2 separate regions of the Homo sapiens genome follow, and region 2 is linked to region 1. Evidence: chromatin loops called from intact Hi-C (ENCODE). Cell type or tissue: gastrocnemius medialis. All regions are shown on one strand. Each heading gives the region's core, and the rest is flanking DNA. Links, peaks and the distances in the headings are about the cores only.

What was found. Peaks named below come from ENCODE experiments on the same cell type or tissue, not always from the same donor. Only the 100,000 strongest peaks of a DNase experiment are listed, where the experiment ranks them.
Region 2: it touches region 1 in a loop (4-fold over the local background); 14 of 110 quality-filtered maps call a loop at or near these places.

The regions. Positions count from the first base shown.
Region 1 is chr17:55,779,829-55,788,941 of GRCh38, reverse strand. It overlaps a transcript of PCTP not described here. Among named protein-coding and RNA genes, the nearest start is that of PCTP, 33 kb to the right of the region's middle. In gastrocnemius medialis, for the core only: no CTCF peak of the experiment used is centred there; a DNase peak (open chromatin) is centred at 4,921; H3K4me3 peaks cover 351 bases; H3K27ac peaks cover 3,476 bases.
Region 2 is chr17:55,728,362-55,737,474 of GRCh38, reverse strand. It overlaps a transcript of TMEM100 not described here. Among named protein-coding and RNA genes, the nearest start is that of TMEM100, 10 kb to the right of the region's middle. In gastrocnemius medialis, for the core only: CTCF peaks have their summits at 1,279 and 1,488 (motif pointing right); DNase peaks (open chromatin) are centred at 1,476, 4,354, 5,334 and 5,774; H3K4me3 peaks cover 701 bases; H3K27ac peaks cover 4,306 bases.

The DNA.
Region 1 (9,113 bases), core at 590-8,589:
GTCACAATTTCTTCCAGGAACCCTGGGAGAAAAAGGTGAGGGTATCCTGAAGTTCATAAAAAGCAAGTAAAACAATCCAAAGAGTTTAAAAGAAAGACAAGTACCATTGCATAGCTGAGGACTATAAAAGAAATATAGCTCATGAGGGACAGGCAAATTTCCCCCGAACATTTTAGCATGAAAAATTTCAGATATACAGAAAAGTTGACAGAATCATACAGTGAACACCTGGATACCCCATCACCTTAATTCAGTAATGAACATTTTGCTATATTTGCTTTATCGAGATTGGCAATTTTTTTCAGTAAAATTCTGACTATATAATCACTAGCAATCATAAGTATAATAAGTCTATACATAATTATAAATATGTAAATACTGGATCATAAGTTCCATGAGGTCAAAGATGATGTTTATTTATCTCTGAATAGCCAATGCCCAACTTGGTTCATGGCACAGAGTTAGCCCTTGATAAATCTTTGTTGAGTAAATAAATAACATAATCCCCATAAGTAAATATGGGGTTTGGCTAAAGAAGCCAATAATATGGTCTCTAATCAGTTAGTAACATAGGAGAAGGTGTTCCATAGAAGGAAGGAACCACAATTCACCAGAGATCAATATATCAGAGGCTTGTCAGTTTGTTAAAGACAAGAATAAACTGAAACTTGCCTTGATGCATATTCTGACACACACTACAAAAGGATGTGGAGAGGTTAAAGTTAGCATGGTACAAATCATTAAGAACTAGTGTGAAGTCCTTCATTTTGGTTGGTAATCAATTACACAAGTACAGAATAAGGAACCTGTTGCTTGGCAGAGTTTAGATATATAAAATTCGGAAGAGAGGTAGAAAGGAAATTGGTTATTACAATCCAGTAGTATAAATATGTGGTTTTAAAAGGATAAACCAGACTTAGACAGCATTGATAGAAAAATAGAGAGAGAGTACAAGCAGTAACAGTCCCATTGTACTCTGAGTGTCCCTCTCAACTCTGAGGGCCATATTATATGACAGTGCTGTTGAATAAATGCTATGTGCCGAGAAGAATAGAGAAGGGAATTTTAGGGGATAAGGGGTCAGAAAATTATTGTACATTATGATCATTAAAGGAACTGAGGATGTTTAGACTGAGGAGGAAACAACAATGGAGAATGTGGTAATTATCTTTAAATATCTGACGTGCTGACTGATCGAAAAGACAGTGGAGATAATGGCTTCAAGATGGTAGATAAGATGACCTATAAAAACATACACATATTGATATAAAACAGAAATATATTCACGGCCGGGTGTGGTGGCTCATGCCTGTAATCCCAGCACTTTGAGAGGCCGAGGCCAGTGGATTGCTTGAGGTCAGGAGCTCAAGGCCAGCCTGGAAAACATGGTGAAACCCAGTATTTACTAAAAATACAAAAATTCACCGGGTATGGTGGCGTGTGCCTGTAATCCCAGCTACTCAGGAGGCTGAGGCAGGGATAATTGCTTGAACCCAGGAGGTGAAGTTTGCAGTGAGCTGATTTCATGCCACCGCACTCCAGCCTGGGTGACAGAGCAAGACTCCATCTCAAAAAATATATATATATATTCATATTTTATATACTTAAAAAATATAAAATATTACTACACACACAAACGCATGTATAAATACATTCATAAGAATTAAAACACAAGGATTGGAACATAAGAGTTTTCACATTTTGTGGTCCAGAAACAAGCAGAAAACGCATGAGATAAAATTGCAGAAAAAGCTATAGCTTAGGACATTGGTGGAAAGTGCAGCTCTTAAAGATGAGAAAAACAATGAAGACGATCGATGTTCGGAGGTAGTCTACCTCTGGGGTCTCTGATGAGAGCAGTAAGGTAGCCAGGTTAACTAACCAGTCTACCACACACACACACACACACACACATGCTCACACATGCATATGCACAAGCACACACATACACACATATGCCAGAAACAGATGAATCTGCCTTGAGATGTATTTTCTCATGAATGTGGGAGCTTGAGACAGAAAGATGGGGTAATTCCTAGGTACAGGTGATGCAGGATCCTATCCCTGGAAGCATGGCTGATGGTACCAGGAGCCCCATTGCTCTCATTGGAAACGGTGGAGAGGGAGCCACAGTGATAGCTCTCAGATCTGCTCTCAAATAAGCAGAAAGTTAAACTTGCAATCTTAACTGCACAAGATGACCACAAAATGAAGACACACTAAACATCCAAGAAAAGCCTATTGCACAAAAGAGGTAATAAACTTGATAAATAGAACTTACACCCAAAGAGATAGAGTTAACAGAACAATTTTAACTGGATTTGAGAAAAAGAATAGACACTTTCTATATTATTTCTGACAGTAAATCTGAGGTCAATAGATGAAAGTAACAGATAGGCAGATGTCAGCATAGCATAAAGTGAGAACTTTTCTTTTTTTTTAATTATACTTTAAGTTCTAGGGTACATGTGCACAACGTGCAAGTTTGTTACATATGTATACATGTGCCATGTTGGTGTGCTGCACCCATTAACTCATCATTTACATTAGGTATCTTTTCAAATAATTATGTTCATTCAACAATGGACTTCAACAGAGTATACACAAGCTCTACTCTTGACTCTATCACACATGGCTATTTTATTCTATTTTATTTTGGGGACAGAGTCTTGCTCTGTCGCCTAGGCTGGAGTGCAGTGGTGATCTTGGCTCACTGCAACCTCCACTACCTCCCGGGTTCAAGTTATTTTCGTGCCTCAGCTCCCGAGTAGCTGGGATTACAGGCCTGCGCCACCACGCCTAGCTAATTTTTGTACTTTTTGGTAGAGAAGGGGTTTTGCCATGTTGGCCAGGCTGGTCTTGAACTCTTGGCCTCAAGTGATCTGCCTGCCTCGGCCCCCCAAAGTGTTGGGATTACAGGCATGAGCCACCGTGCCCAGCCCACATATGGCATTTTAATCAAACACTCACTGAAAGATACAGAAAGGTGCATTATCAAAGAGCAGCTGAGCTAAATTTAAAACAAAACAGCTGAACCAATATACTAAAATTAATTAGCCTAGATACAACAGAACCAAGAACAAATAACCTATAAATATGGAGCCTGGTACAAAGTAGCCCTATAATCAATATTTGTCAAATAAACTGAAGCATCATCAGGGCAAATGCATGTCCATCTTGTTCACCAGCAAAAGGACAGATATTTTGTTCACTGAATTTTCATTCTAATAGGGAAGATAGCTAACAAATAAATCTGTGATATAAATGTAGGTAGTGATAATTGCTATGAAGAAAAAACAAAACTGGGTAAGGTGTGAGAGAATAATGTGTGATCATTTTGTTTGGTTTGGTTTGTTTTAGAGAGAGACGACTTTGGAGAGGAAAACATTTGAGCAAGATCTAAATAAATGAGGCATTGCTTCAGTTATCTATCACTACATAGATCTTACTGGCTTAAAACAGTATTATCTTGCAGTTCCAGTGTGTCTTGGCTTAGCTAAGTCCTCTGGCTTAGCCTGTCTCACAGGGCAGCAATCAAGAGGTCTTCTGAAGCTGCAGTCACTGCCAAGCTCTATTGAGAAGGATCTTCTTCTAATCTCACTCAGGAGGCTGTTGGAAGGATTTAGTTCCTCCCAAACTGCTGAACTGAGGGTCTCAGCTACTAGTTGGCTCTTGGCCAGAGGCCTTGTCACATTGACCTTCCATAGGACACTCATAATTAGCAACTTGCTTCATGAGAGAAAGCAAGTGAGACAATCCAGACAGAGAAAGTGAGCAAGAATGGACGAAGGCAGAGTATTTTACAATTTAATCTTGGATGTAACATCCCATCACTCTTGCTCTATTCTTTAGAGGCAAGTCACCAGGTCCACTCCACATACAGAGGAGGGCATTACACAAAGAAGTGAATATACAGATGTGGGGATTATTGGGAGCCGTGTCAGAAAGCTGCATACCATAGGCAGTGTGCTATATACAGATGTGGGGAAGAGCATTCCAGATGTTGGGGACAGTAAATGCAAAGACCACTGTATGTTTGAGGAACAGATAAAAGACTAGAGAGGAATAAGTCAAGGAGGAAGTGGAGCTTGAAGAGCAGGCATGGGCCAGATCGTAAGTAATATGGAATTTTTTAGGTCTCAGTAGTTTGGATTTGATTATAAGTATAAAGAAAAGACTTTGGATGCATTACAGCAGAAGAGGTTAAACCTTTCTTTTATGAAATCATAGTGATGGTAAATGGTATATTGGATTTACTTTTTATTTGTCTTATTTTTAATGACCTTTCTATGGGGAAGCTGACAATTACATGTCAGCTGCTCCCTGTATTATGAAAAATATTTTATTTTACTGGTTCTTAATACCCCAAGTCTGACAAGCTAGTGATCTATAAGGAGATTATTTGAAATCAGATTGTTTAGAATTTGACTTCCTCAATGTTGTTTAGGGAAGAATAATTCATTGATATTATTATTATTATGGTTGTTATTATTATTACACTGCAATTGGTTGAGCTTGTGCCATGTCAACCTTATGCAAAAGCCAGGGACAACAAAAAGTTGGGATGGGAAGAAATATGGTGGACGCAATCCTGACTGTGTATGTGGAGCCATTGGGGGAAGGTCTCCTACAGCCACAGATATTTAGGGAGTAGAAAGGAGGCCGTCTACTTCCTGCTGGAGAACAAACACTTAGATTGCCAATTCCTTCTCCCTAGTTATCTGGGTCAGTTAATCCCAGCTCACAGCTGCCAGCTGAGCTCTTCCCTGGCCAAGCTGCTCTGCTTTGAAATTCTCCCCCAGGCCACCTCGCCCAATGATGTCAGACGGGGTGAGTGGCCCGCCAGCCCTCCCCTCTCACAAGATGATGTGCAAGAGGAAACGCATGCTGTCTTTGCTCAGGAAACATCTGGTTGATCCGCTAGTCCTCAAGCGGGTCACTGGCTGTTTTATAAGTTAGTGGAACAGAATAGGATGGGAAGACATGGAGCTTCAGCGATTACTCAACCTCGCCATCAAGTTACAAACTAAAATGAGAGGTGAGGAAACGGCCTCCCTGGCAGGCGCTCTCCAGGGACTCGGCACCGTCGCTGAAGTCACATTTCCTAGCTTGTAATGGAAAACGAATGCTGTTTACAACAGCTTAAAGTAGCCGAAATGGGAACATGAGCCAAACTGTGTAGTGAAGGGCGAACTCCTACTTGGAAGCTTTCAGCAGTCCAGTAATTATTCAATACCAGGCCTAAAATATAGGCTCCCCATGAAGAATATCATTCACTCTCCCTTGGAAAATGAACCACCACATTCACTGGTAAGCAGAATCCATGACCACTTAAAAGCAGATCCAGCCCCTCATAAGCTGTTTGACATAAAACAAAAGTTGCTGTATGCCCTGCATGGAGTTCTAAGTGCTGTTTTTGTCCTGATTGGTTTCCATTGACTTTTTCTCAGTTTATGAACCACTAGAGAGGAATTGGATAAGATAGATTAGAGAAAATGAATTCGGCGTGCTGTCCTTCCACCCACAGTCCCCTCCCCATATCTGTCCATGGGGGATACAGGTTTTCTTCTTTCAGGATTCTGGCCTGCAAATGAAAAGATCTTCTCTTCTAGCCCTGTTTTGCCTCCAGCCTCTCTCCCTTCCCTAAGTTACATCAGTAATATCATTCTGTTGAGTAGACTTTTACGGGGCTAGTATGAGCTCTCCAACGGTGTTAAATCAGAATGAAAAATCAAAAAAATTAATAAAGAACAAAACCCTGGAAAACAAAGCAATTCTAGCTTTAAAAAAAAGAACTAAAAATTTGTCCTCAGTGTTCCCTCTTTGGTAAAAATTAGGTGGAACACAAGATTGAGAATACATTTTTTTTTGGACCTATCTTTCAGGCATTATTGGTCAAATTGAGATCATGGGACTTTGAGCTTGTTGCCCCACCATTGATTCATTTATTCCTTCAGCAGATACTTTAGAATATTTTTGTGCTCTATCTATTGAGTATATAATTTGGGAATGAGACAAAGTTCTGTACCCTTTTGGAGCTGAAATAAATGAACAGAAAATAAATACATTTAATAGAAAGTATTACATGCTATGCAGACAAGGTAAGGAATAGGGATTGACTTCAACTGCAAAACTTCTCAGAGGAGGGGACATTTAAACAACGACTTGCATGATTTAAAGATTTCAGGCTTGTGTGGATCAGGGAGCAGGGCACTCTGGGCAGAGAGGACAACTGGTACAATGACTGATGTAAAAACAAGCTTGGCACATTGATGGAACAGAAGGAAGATTAAAAGTGTTGGAATGTGAGGGGGAATGTGGAAGCATGGGATCTAGGATCAAAGAAGCCTAGCTTTGAGTTCCCAGTCTACCACCTAACTAGCCAAGTTACCTTAAGCACATTATTTAGCCTCTCTGAGCCTATATTCATCATCAGTAAGTTGGAGATAGTATTTCCTATCTCATCAAAGACTAAGCTGTAAGTAAAGCATCCAATCTAGTGCCTCGCACACAATAAGAGCTTCAAAATGTTAAATCTTTTTCCTTATCTGAGAACACTGGGCTCTCACCAAGTATAATGTTTAATCTTATGTGTCAACTTGACTAGGCTATGGGCTGTCCAGATATTTGGTAAAACATTATTCTGAGTGTGACTGTAGGGGTGTTTGAGGATAAGATTAATGTTTGAATTGAGTAGCTGATGGCTGTCCCCAATATAGGAGGTTCTCATCCAGTCAGCTGAAAGCCTGAATCGAACAAAAAGGCTGACCCTCTTCTGAGGAAGGGGCAATGCCTCCTGCCTGACTGCTTTGAGCTGAGATACTGGTGTTTCTGGCCTTCAGACTTGAACTGAAACATAATTTATTTGACTTTCCAGCTTGCCAGCTTTTGGACTGGAACTATATCATGAGGTCTCCTGGGTCTCCAGCTTGCCAACTGAAGGTTTTGGGACTTCTCGGCCTCCATAATTGTATGAGCCAATTCCATAATTCCACACATACATGTACACACACACACACACACACACAATCAGGTGCTGTTTAACAACAGAATACATACTGAGAAATGTGTCAGGTGATTTGGTCATTGTGCAAACATCATAGTGTATACTTACACAAACCTAGATGGTATAGCCTACTACAAAAATAGGCTATATGGAGTAACCCGTTTTCCTAGGCTACAAACCTGTACATGTTTTAATTGCCTACAGTATTCAGTACTCAATGGTATGTATTAGTGTAGCTTAAAAAGGTGCATTAAAAATATAGGATTATAATCTTATGGCACCACTGCCATACATATTGTTGGGGTTTTTAGTTTATTTTGTTTATTTGTTTTTAGTTAGTGGTATGAATTGGAATGCAGTCTGTTGTTGACTGAAACATCATGATGTGGTGCATGACAAGGTGTATATCCTGATGGTTTTGTTTATCTGGAGAACCTGGACTAATACAGTGTCTATCAAAGGTGATTCATAGAAGTAGCTCCAATCTGAAGGTGCTGGATTTCATTTATTCAGCACCATCATAGATTAAGTTTTTTCTAAATCCAAGGAATATCTTAGAGGGAATAGATTTATAGTAAGCCTTCAATTTTGACAGAAATTTCACAAAAGTTGGGGAAGATTTCCAACATAGACAAAAAGAGTAGCCTGAGGCAAAGCATGGGGCAGGAGAACGGGAGGCAGATAGAGATGTACAATTGGGAGTAACAGCTAATAACAGCCAACATTTATTGATCACATTAAATGAAACTGGAACAAGTCAGAAATTTGCAGATCACTTATTGTTTGGCACAGGCCAGGAGATCCAAAGTCTATAGATGAGGAGGATTTGAGCTGGTTCCTGATCTCCTGGTCCAAAGGGACACTCTTTTTGAGCTATTCATGAGTTGGTATAGGCAAAGCTGCTATTTTTTTTTTTTTTTTTACATGCTGTGGCTTAAATAAGAAAGAAGTCTATTTCTCTCTCTTGTAACAGTCCAAGGGAGGCAGAGTTATTTTGTCATCCTTAATCCTAGGCTTTCATCCTTGATTCCAGGGCATTTGTTCCAGTTCTCATCATTTCCCAGACATGGTGAAGGAGGCAAGAACAAGCTGAGTTCATACCTTTTCCTTTTAAGATCCTGAGCTGGAAGTGGCACATATTATTTATGCTCATATGATATTGGCCAGAATTACATACCATGGCCACACTTTACTGCAAGGGTGGCTGGGTGGCTGTGCACTCAGCTAAAATGCACTGACTTTGCAATCATAAGATACAATAACACAACAACTAAGCAGTATGCTATATGAGTGACTCCAAGTTTTCTACATGTCATGCCAGGTCCATTGCTAAGCAGTGGACTACATGAATGTGGGGCAGATTCTTCCATTCAGGAATTATAGCAGTCTGCAGAGGACATGGAATATGTGCACAAGTGTTTATAATAATCAGAAAGGATGCAACCACCATCGGATGGAAGGAAAATGTAATACTTTAAGAGCTTGTAGCAAACTGCTCATTGTCCTACAGGATCTGTTGTCTACTAATTCTAAAGTCACTGCATCCCACCTTTATGTACTCCACTGCCTGGCAGTGGGCCTGGCATATCACACAGGAAACTTAGAAAGTTTACATAGTGTACTTACATAGTGTACTGTTTAATTGTTGTTCCATTATTATATCTTATGAAATGCAGCATCTATTATGTGTATCCAAAGAGACACACATGGACATACACATATATAAATAGATGAGCAATGTAAATAATTTTTCTGAAGTCCTCCCATTTTGTTGGTTCTAAACTCTGCAACCTAAACAAACAATATGTTATGCTTCTGTCTTCTCAAGCAAAAAAAAAAAAAAAAGTTCTTCCTTGCAGTTAAGGATGAATATAAAAAAAAGGAACTTGGGGAAAGTGGACCTGCTTACATTTTTTTGCCTTTCATTTTTTCTCTCCCACTTCTGGCCCCTTAAATGGCTCTGCTCTGATGGGCTGCATGATGCAGATGTGTGGGAGGGTATGCTGCGCCCCAACATGGGCCAATAGAGACAGAGGGGATGTGCATGGGTGGTCCCCTCCCTCCAGCCTTTTGTTTTTCAGTTAAACTTCAGAAGCTGATGTTCCAC
Region 2 (9,113 bases), core at 838-8,837, 52 kb after region 1:
GGCATTCAGCTTTGGGGAAAATGGCTTGACTTCTATTCCCTTATAGAATACATGAGGCTTTTAAAGCCTTGATTCTTTTTATTTTTTATATTTATTTATTTTTGAGACGGAGTCTCGCTCTGTCGCCCAGGCTAGAGTGCAGTGGCGCGATCTCAGATCACTGCAAGCTCCGCCTCCGGGGTTCATGCCATTCTCCTGCCTCAGCCTCCCGAGGAGCTGGGATTACAGCCGCGCACCACCTCGCCTGGCTAATTTTTTGTATTTTTAGTAGAAACGGGGTTTCACTGTGTTAGCTAGGATGGTCTCGATCTCCTGACCTTGTGATCCGCCCGCCTCGACCTCCCAAAAAGCTAGGATTACAGGTGTAAAGCCTTGATTCTCATAGAAAGTTTTGTCTTTTATATTCAAGAATTTTGCCTGGATATATCTAGAAACATGGGGATATTTTTTCCATTTCTTTTCAGTTAATCTTTTTAAGTATCAAATTTAAATATTTCTTTGGCTCAAAATGTTCTCCTTCTATTGTTTTCACCTTTGCTTGTGTTCTTTCAGTTCCATTATATTCTCTGGAATTTCTACTTTGCATAGACTAAATCCCTTGTATTAGGAGCCCTTATTTCTTATCTTTTTCTCTCATTATTTTTATGTATTTAGATTTTACCTTCTTCATGAAAGCCAACTCTCATTTTTGGAGGTGAAAATTCTTGAATTTTATTGAGAAAAAAATTTACATCTTTACAAAATGTTCACTATTGTGTGCACACTAAATGTGAACTAATACTGCATATTTAGATGCAATTTAGTAGGAAAGAATAAGCAGTATAGGAAATGGAATGAGGCAGAAGTATTTAACAAAAGAGTGTGTATATTGAGATACCTGTCATTTGTAGCCCCTGAGATTAATTATTATCACTATTGGCCCTAGTTTCTATCATATATTCATGGAGAAGATGAGACATGAGAGGAAATTTTTTAAAAAAAGCAACAAGAAAAGCTGGAAGCAGACTTAATGTGTGCCCACAAAGATATTGTGGGACATCCTTGCAATGGAACACGATGTAGCCATTTCTGATTATCCGTTTATTGACATGAAAAGAGTTTGCCATGGATGGTTAATACAAAAAGAGAAAGTTTATACAAATTATATACAAAATATATAATCCCATTTTTATAAGAAAAATAACGTACATATTATGTAGAGAAGGCAGAGTGAAGATACAAAAAATATTGGTAGTTCTGTTGAAGGTGGAGTTGATGTGATTTTTATTTTTTACTTAGGTTTATCTATATTGTCTCATTTTTTACATTATAGCTAGGTTTTCCTGGTGCCACTAAAAAAAGAAAAAAGACAACATGATTCTTTAAAGCAATCATTTGTGTTTTAATGACTTTCAGGCATAGGCTGGGGAAAATTGCTTTTTTGTTGTTCAAAACAGTTAAATTTGCTAATTTAATACAGACTTGCAGTTGGTAGTCGGTAGAGGGCGCAGAAGAGAGAAGGAAGTGAGTGGGTAAAGCTGGTGTGTAGCTGGATTGAAAGGTTTCCTAACACTTAAAGGTTATTTTTATTTCCTTTTCACTCATTTATCCAAGAACATTTCTGAAAGATCATAGAAGCATAATTTCAGTTTGGCTATCACATCGTGAAATGTTTGGCATTATTTTATAGGGAAAGTCAAAACATATACTTTTAGTGGGTATAGGGAACTAAAAATAAATGAGTGTCTAGTTTATGCCAGGCACTGACATATAATTTATACACTGTAGTCTCCTATTGAAAATTTATTTTGAAAACTTTAATCGTAGGTTATAAACAGATTAACACAGCCTTGAGAAGGATTTTTTTCAAAGGATAGCAAATGATGTATTAAGGTTAATGAGTACTATGAGTTGGCCATGTCCCCACCCAAATTTCATCTTGAATTGTGGTTCCCATAATCCCCACATGTCCTGGGAGGAACCAGGTGGAGATAATTGAATCATGGGGGCAGTTTTCCCCATCCTGTTCTCATAATAGTGAGTTAGTTCTCATGAGATCTGATGGTTTTATAGGTAGCTTCCCCCTTCGCTGAGCATTCATTCTTCTCCTTGATGCTGCCGTGTGAAAAAAGACACGTTTGCTTTCCCTTCTGCCATGATTGTAAGTTTCCTGAGGCCTCCCCAGTCATGCTGAACTGTGAGTCAATAAAACCTCTTTCCTTTATAAATTGCCCAGTCTTGGACATGTCTTTATTAGCAGCGTGAGAACAGACTAATACAATGAGCTAAAAAGGAAATATTTAAATAAGAATTTCCATGCCTTTAGGAAAAATATAGTAAAATGCACATTGAAAAATTTTTTCAAAGTGAACATACTTTACTGGATAATATGGAAAACTGACTCAATTCTGATATAGCCAACAATAATTAAGTAGTTCTCATGTTAAGTGTTCTTACCACAATAAAATTTTAAAATAAATAAATAGATGTACCATAGTAAATCTAAACATGGATATATATTCTCCCATAGCTAAATATATGCAAAAAATAAAAACTTGTTAATTACCCTAAACCTTGTGCTACTTGTAAAAACAGATACATAGAACTCAGTGTTTTAAAAACAACATCTATCACCTCTTTCAGATGAAACATCTCCAAAGCCTATACTAAAAGGAACTTACTATTTCAAGCTTAAAAGAGGGGACCATGAAGTATAGGAAAGATTGGAAAATAAAGATTAGTCATGATACACTAAAAAGATTACAGAATGATTCAGATTGCCTTTTGAGATGATTAGAAATGCAAAGAAAATGGTAACGAGTGAGTCACTTAACCTCTTCAGGTTTCAATATGCCCAAATCTAAAGTGAAAGAGCTAGATTAGATAATTTCCAAGCCTTCTTGTTGCACTGTCAGTATATGTGTTTAGGACTTTTTGACACGTTTGTAGAGAATGTTACAGTTTTTAAGTGCTTTTGTACTCTAAGTGTTTGGGGCATGAAATGGTTAACAAGAAAGCCTGGCCAGCTGCAGCTGGTGGGGGGTGGGGGTTGATGGTGGTGAAGGGAGAAGCACAGTCCACATTTCCATGCAACAGGGGTGCTTCTTAGCTGAACACAATCTGGAAGCTAATTATTTCTGTAAAAGTAGGGAGAGTGATACTGTATATAAATCAGCTTACCACAGTGCTTGGATAGCACGGAGGCAACAGTAGTGGAATGGACAAAGTATAAAAGGAAGTCATAAAATAATCAGAGAGAGAGAGAGAGACAGAGAGTCAGAGAGAGAACGAGAGAGAGAGATGAGAGAGAGAGAGAGAGAGAGAGAGAGAGAGATACAGAGAGACTGAGAGAGACAGAGAAAGAGACAATGAAAGAGAGACAAAGCTCTTCTTGAAGGTAATAAATAATAGGAGAGGCATCCCAATGCAAAACCTGCTAATTTCCTATAACTGATATTAAGAGTCAGGAAGCAAGGAAGCAGCTGGCTGTCCTAGCACAGAGCAGAAAGGAAGAAGGACAGAAGAGGGTGCAAAGAATGGGATTTGCAGTTCCTCAAGAACAGAAAATCAGACAGGTCTGTAGCAGAGAAGGCTCCTTTAGGCCTGGTTGAGTCTTTAGCAGGAGGCATAACAGATACGGATGAGAGCGTTTGACCTTTAGGATATTCATAGTGTGCTGTACAGCATTATGTTAAGAGAATTCTTTTAACAATTATGTTGGTCTCATTCCATACTGGAGGTTCAATCATTTTCCATAAGATTTCTCACATTTATAATGTTCTGCATTAATGAAATCCTCCAGCTATTGTTAAAGTGGATGATATTGTGTGGGTGGCCCTGAACTTTCAATGTTTCCAGAGAAGGCAAATATGAGAGCAGCAACCTTTAGGTCACATTACTATAACCAGGGTTCTTCCTGCACTTTATACTTTCCCATACCTGCATAATGACCCAAATATGCAAGGAGGGCACTATTACCCCCATTTTCCAAATAAGGGAAACTGAGGCACGGAGCTGTTGACTTATTTGTCCACAGTCACAACGTTGCAAGCAGTAGAGCCAACCAAGATTGGCTAGGGTTTCTGACATCTAGTCCATCAATAACGCTTTGCTCAAGAAATGTGTATTTTATGTCTAACTATGCATTAGATGTTGTGCTTTAGTGTAGGGGACACAAAGGTTAATTCTGTACACTCGTTACTCTTAAGAAACTCTCAGTCTTTTAGATTAGAGAAGATAAACAAGCAAACAGCCACTTTCCACACTATTTTTTGAGGGCTATGATACATGTAAGCACAGAGCAGTATTTTCAGCCAGGAACATTTTCACGCCAGGGTGATTTGGCAATGTCTGAAGACATTCGTGGTTGTCACAACTGTGCAGGAGAGGAGGGGTTGCTACTGGCATAGAGTGGGTATAGGCCAGAGATGCTGCTAAACATTCTGCAACGAACAGGACAGCTCTTCACAATAAATAATTATCCAGCCCCAAATGTCAAAAGTACTCAGATTGAGAAACACTGGCATAAACATTACGGGAACATGGGGGAAGGGACCTCATGCTGCCTAGTCTGAAAATAGAGGAGGACTTACCAGGGAAGGTTTCTAGAAGCAGGTGATGCTTGAGGTAGTCATGAAAAGATGAGTAGACATCATCTTGAGCCTCCAAGAGTAGGAACCAACAAAGCATGACAAACATAAAATAATGTGTTGTTTGTGATTTGTAATTTGATCCAAGCTGGAGCTGAGACTGGAAAGAAAGGGAGAGGCCAGCTCATGGGAAGACTTGTGTGTCATGTAGAGATTCTAGACCTCAGATGAGGGGGAATCATGGATGGGTTTTAAAGAGGGGTGAGGCCGGATTTGCAAACTTGATAGCTTTCTGTATTAGCATTAAGCAGAGGATCTCAAACTTCATATGGATGCAGATAAAAAACACAAGTTTCTGACCTTTCAACACACACACACACACACACACACACACACACACACACACACACACACTATCCTGATGCAGTAATGTAGTAGGTCTGGGGTGGAGCCCAGAAACCTGTATTTTTTGCAAGCACCCTGTGTGATTCTGAGGCAGGTAGCACAAATCCTCCCTGGTGTACAGGACATATTTGACAGTGGTAAGATTGTAACCTTACCAAAAAGAAAATAAGAAAATTTGGAGAAGAGAGGAATATACAGTGTTACGTTTTTCTCTGCTTATGAGAACTGTGTGCTTATAAAGGAATCCACTGCACTGATGGAGGTCACACAGCAGCACAGCAGCTTCTTTCTGGATTCCGTGGGCTGGGAAGGGAGGTGCTCTAAGGAAATGCACAGTCCATGTGATCAGAGCACACCCTCTTGGCAGCCTCAGGGGAGCCCAGTTGCTTCTACAAAACCCGTGAAAGTTCTCTGTCCAAAAGCCTTGTTGGTCCCGCGGTACATGCTTCCTGTTCCCAGAGAGATTCACCCTTGGGCTTTCCTATCAGTCTTCCCTAAAGTTGGCTGCTCCTGTGTCCTGTCACATAAAACTGTGAACCGAGGTCTCCGACTTACGTCATGTCAGTCACAGCAGGGTGAGGCTCCACAAGTGTGAGTTCTGGCCCCTGCTGCTTTCCTTTCAAATGCAGTTTACAGTTTATTATGGTATTGGACACCCCATGCTCCTTACTGCATTGGCTTTGGGTAAGAAGGAGTGAAAATTAGTGTGCGAACCTGAAAACCTAGAATTTCTGATTGGGACTGAAGAAAACCTTTGTGCTGCAGTCAGTCCCCGAGCCAGACGCCTGTGACTCTCTTCACATGGAAATAGATGACTATCCACAGTAAAAGGTCAGTGGCTTTGCTGACAGATGTTGCATCAGGGAATATTTTTTTAAAAAAGAGGCTTCCTACAGCTGTTCTGGTAGCTTGTGTAGTAGTGTTAGCTATTTCCCCAAGTTGTCTTGTCTCAGTTCTCTGATATTCTGAGCCCAGATAGGATTTTTTTTTCTAAGAAAAGAATAATGAAGTATCTACAGATGGAATCCTGAGATCTGACAATAGAGCACTCAGAAGTTGGGTGACTTGCCCAAGCCACAAAGAGGAAAAGAATCAAACTCAAGTTTCTCGACTTTCAGTTAATGGCTAATTTTAATTGCATAATATTGGAGAGTCAGAAATGTTCATTTTATTGTGGAAGCGATCCAAAACCTCATGCTATAACCTAGATTCTAGAAAAAGGATGATCAAGCCCTATTAGCGCTGTAAAAATAAGGTAATCAAGCCCTATCAGTGCTGTAAAGAAAGTTTTGCAAACTAAGTTAAACTTAGAAAATAAATAGCAAGAAATAAATCAGGGAAGCAAGGTTTCCCTGAGACTACTGAGTCCATCATACTGGAAGTCATCCAAAGTTATCAACAGCAGATTCATTAACTGGGTACAAATGTACAGCTGGAATTCAAAGTAGACTCGGTGCCCTTCTGTGTGCCCTGATGGAAGAAACATCGTGTTCTCATTCTGTGGCTGTGTACTCTCTGGGGATCATTGGTTTTACCAAGTTTTTACATTGCTTTTTCAAAGACAATAATGCCTGTTTCCTGTATAGTTTATTTAAGTAAACAAGAAGGAGACAGCAAAGTTCTGTCTCCTTTACAAAACGAGACTTTAAAAATTTTATCTAAAGAAAGAGAGCAAGAGATCTGTTCTCTGCATTGTTCCATAAGATAAGTTCATTAGATAAACAGTTCTATTTTGAACTCAGTTCAGCTGGGCAAAGTGTTCTGTTTCCTACTACCCACACACATCGTGAATATCAAAGACTTTTTAAGAGGATAAAAATGCTCCCAAAAGATTTGTTGAGCTAGTTCTATCCTCAATTAATATAACACTACAGAGGTTCTGTGGGAAGGCAATGGCATTTTTTTTTCTGGTGAAGCAATCATTTTAAAACCCAAGAGATTATTTGAAGGCAAGTTTACTCCTTATGAGCTACAGAAAGCATGCCATCATTTGAACACAGAAACAATATTCCACAGGGATTAGGAAGACATGCTTTGGCATCAATCAGACTTTGGTTCTAGTCCTAGGCACCATTTTCCAAATGTAATTGAATAATTACTATAATTACTATTCATTTATAAATTACTATTTATCATTATAATGATAAGGAATAATTAATGTACTTAGCACTAAATATCTGGGTACTTTAAAATAATCCATTTAAATAATTATCTAAGTTTTAAATTTACATCCGATTTCAATGTAGAGTCATTATTTTATTTATTCATTGACTTATTTGGCAATGACTTTCTAAGCATGCAAAATTGTTGATAATGTCCTTGAGGAACTGACAGATGATTTCCCAACCAACATGTTCATGGTAAACCCCTCAACATAAAGGCTTGCTTCCATTGCATGAGGCCCAAAACAGGACATTCCAAAATAAATCTGTAGTGGATTTGGATTGCTATTTTTTTAAAGTATTCACTCATGGGGGCAACATAAAATTAGTTCTTAGTAAGGCAAAAGCGTTTCTCCATATGTGAAGTGGCAAGACAAGAACCTTCTATATATTCCTTCCTCATGAGTAGTACCTTAGAGTAGTAACCACTGGAGAAAATATTTTCATTACCAGAAGATATCTATGTAGTGCTTATTTTAAAATAATGTCTAACACTGTAAAAAAGAATTGCATAGTTATGTTCTTATTTTCAAGCAATTTAAAATTGAATGTATCATCAATAAATTCTTTGCATATGGTCAGTAAAAATAAAGTCTCAAATTGGAATACTTAAATTTTTTTTATTCTATGCAAAACATTAGCAATCTCACAGCTGGTGTGTATATATTGTATGTGTGTCAGCAAAATTGTGTGTGTGTGCATATGCATATGGAATGAAGTGAATTATAAAATTATTCATAATTTTACTCGAAATTTTATTTGTGAGCCTATGACAGAATTTTTTGACAATTCACACAATGCATCATAACTTACTAGTTAGGCAGTAATGCCAACCTTCTCTAGCATTTGCCTCTCCACCGGAGAAGTGAATAGCTACGCTAACAAAATTATCACATATTCCTCGCCCCACATCTACTCCTTGTCCTGACCTATTTCTGCTCACAGCAACCTCAAGCTATTAATTACTTAGTTTAAAACCTTACAAACTCCTCTCCCTTGATAACTTTCCCCACTTGAAATTCATTGCTGAGTTTTGCTGATTCTACCATTGCAGTGATTTCCTACCTGTCCGCGTTTGCCAATATCAGGTGCCCATTGCCTCTTACCTGGACAATCACAGAGGCATCCCAACTGGTGTCTCAACCTGCTTTCCCTCTTCCCCATATTGACTTTCCCTAGGACATGCCAACACTCTATAAAGTCAGGCTACTGTTTATAATGCACAGAGCTCACTGTGCAATCCTGTTCAAAACCACATTGCTCTCAAAAGAAAGTCCAAACTCGCCATCGAGGCGATAATCCGACCATAAACTATTTCCGGTCTTATTTTGACTGCTCTCTGCCTGCCCTGTGCTCTTTAAAATTCTGCCAAACAGGCTACTCAGTGCTCTTTGTAGAAGACTTGCACTTTTCAAAGCTATGCTTGAATACAGGCTGTTTCTTCCACCTAGAATCATGTTCTTTCCTTTTCTATTTATAATGTTAAATGCCTGTGTGCCATGAAGATTCCAACCTCCACCACCCCCTACCCCCTACACACACACACCCCTGGGCCTGAATTGATTTCATCTTCCCTGGGCCTTCCACAGCCGTTTGTTATTCCTTCAAGAAAAGGATTACCCACGTTGGTGTCCCTGTGACTTTCCTGTTCTGGATGGTAAACTCCATGAAAGCAGAGACCATGCTTTGCCCACTGTTTTGCATCTGCTCAGCTAGAGCATTTAGCAAGTTCCTGGCACCCAAAGGAGCACAGGAACTAAAATGCTTCTGAAGGCAGAGGAATGGCCTGGGTGACTTTTGAAGTGGCCTGACTGCTATGGCATCTTCCACGGATTCCGCAGGTACCAGGCCTATGTCTGTCCCGGCCTCAAACCTACCCAAATCTGCTTAGTAATGCAGCTCTATTTTAATGCTCAGATGTATACAAGGCAAAATACATGGCTTAATCATTCTAGAAGCAGTAGGCACCCCTTTTCAG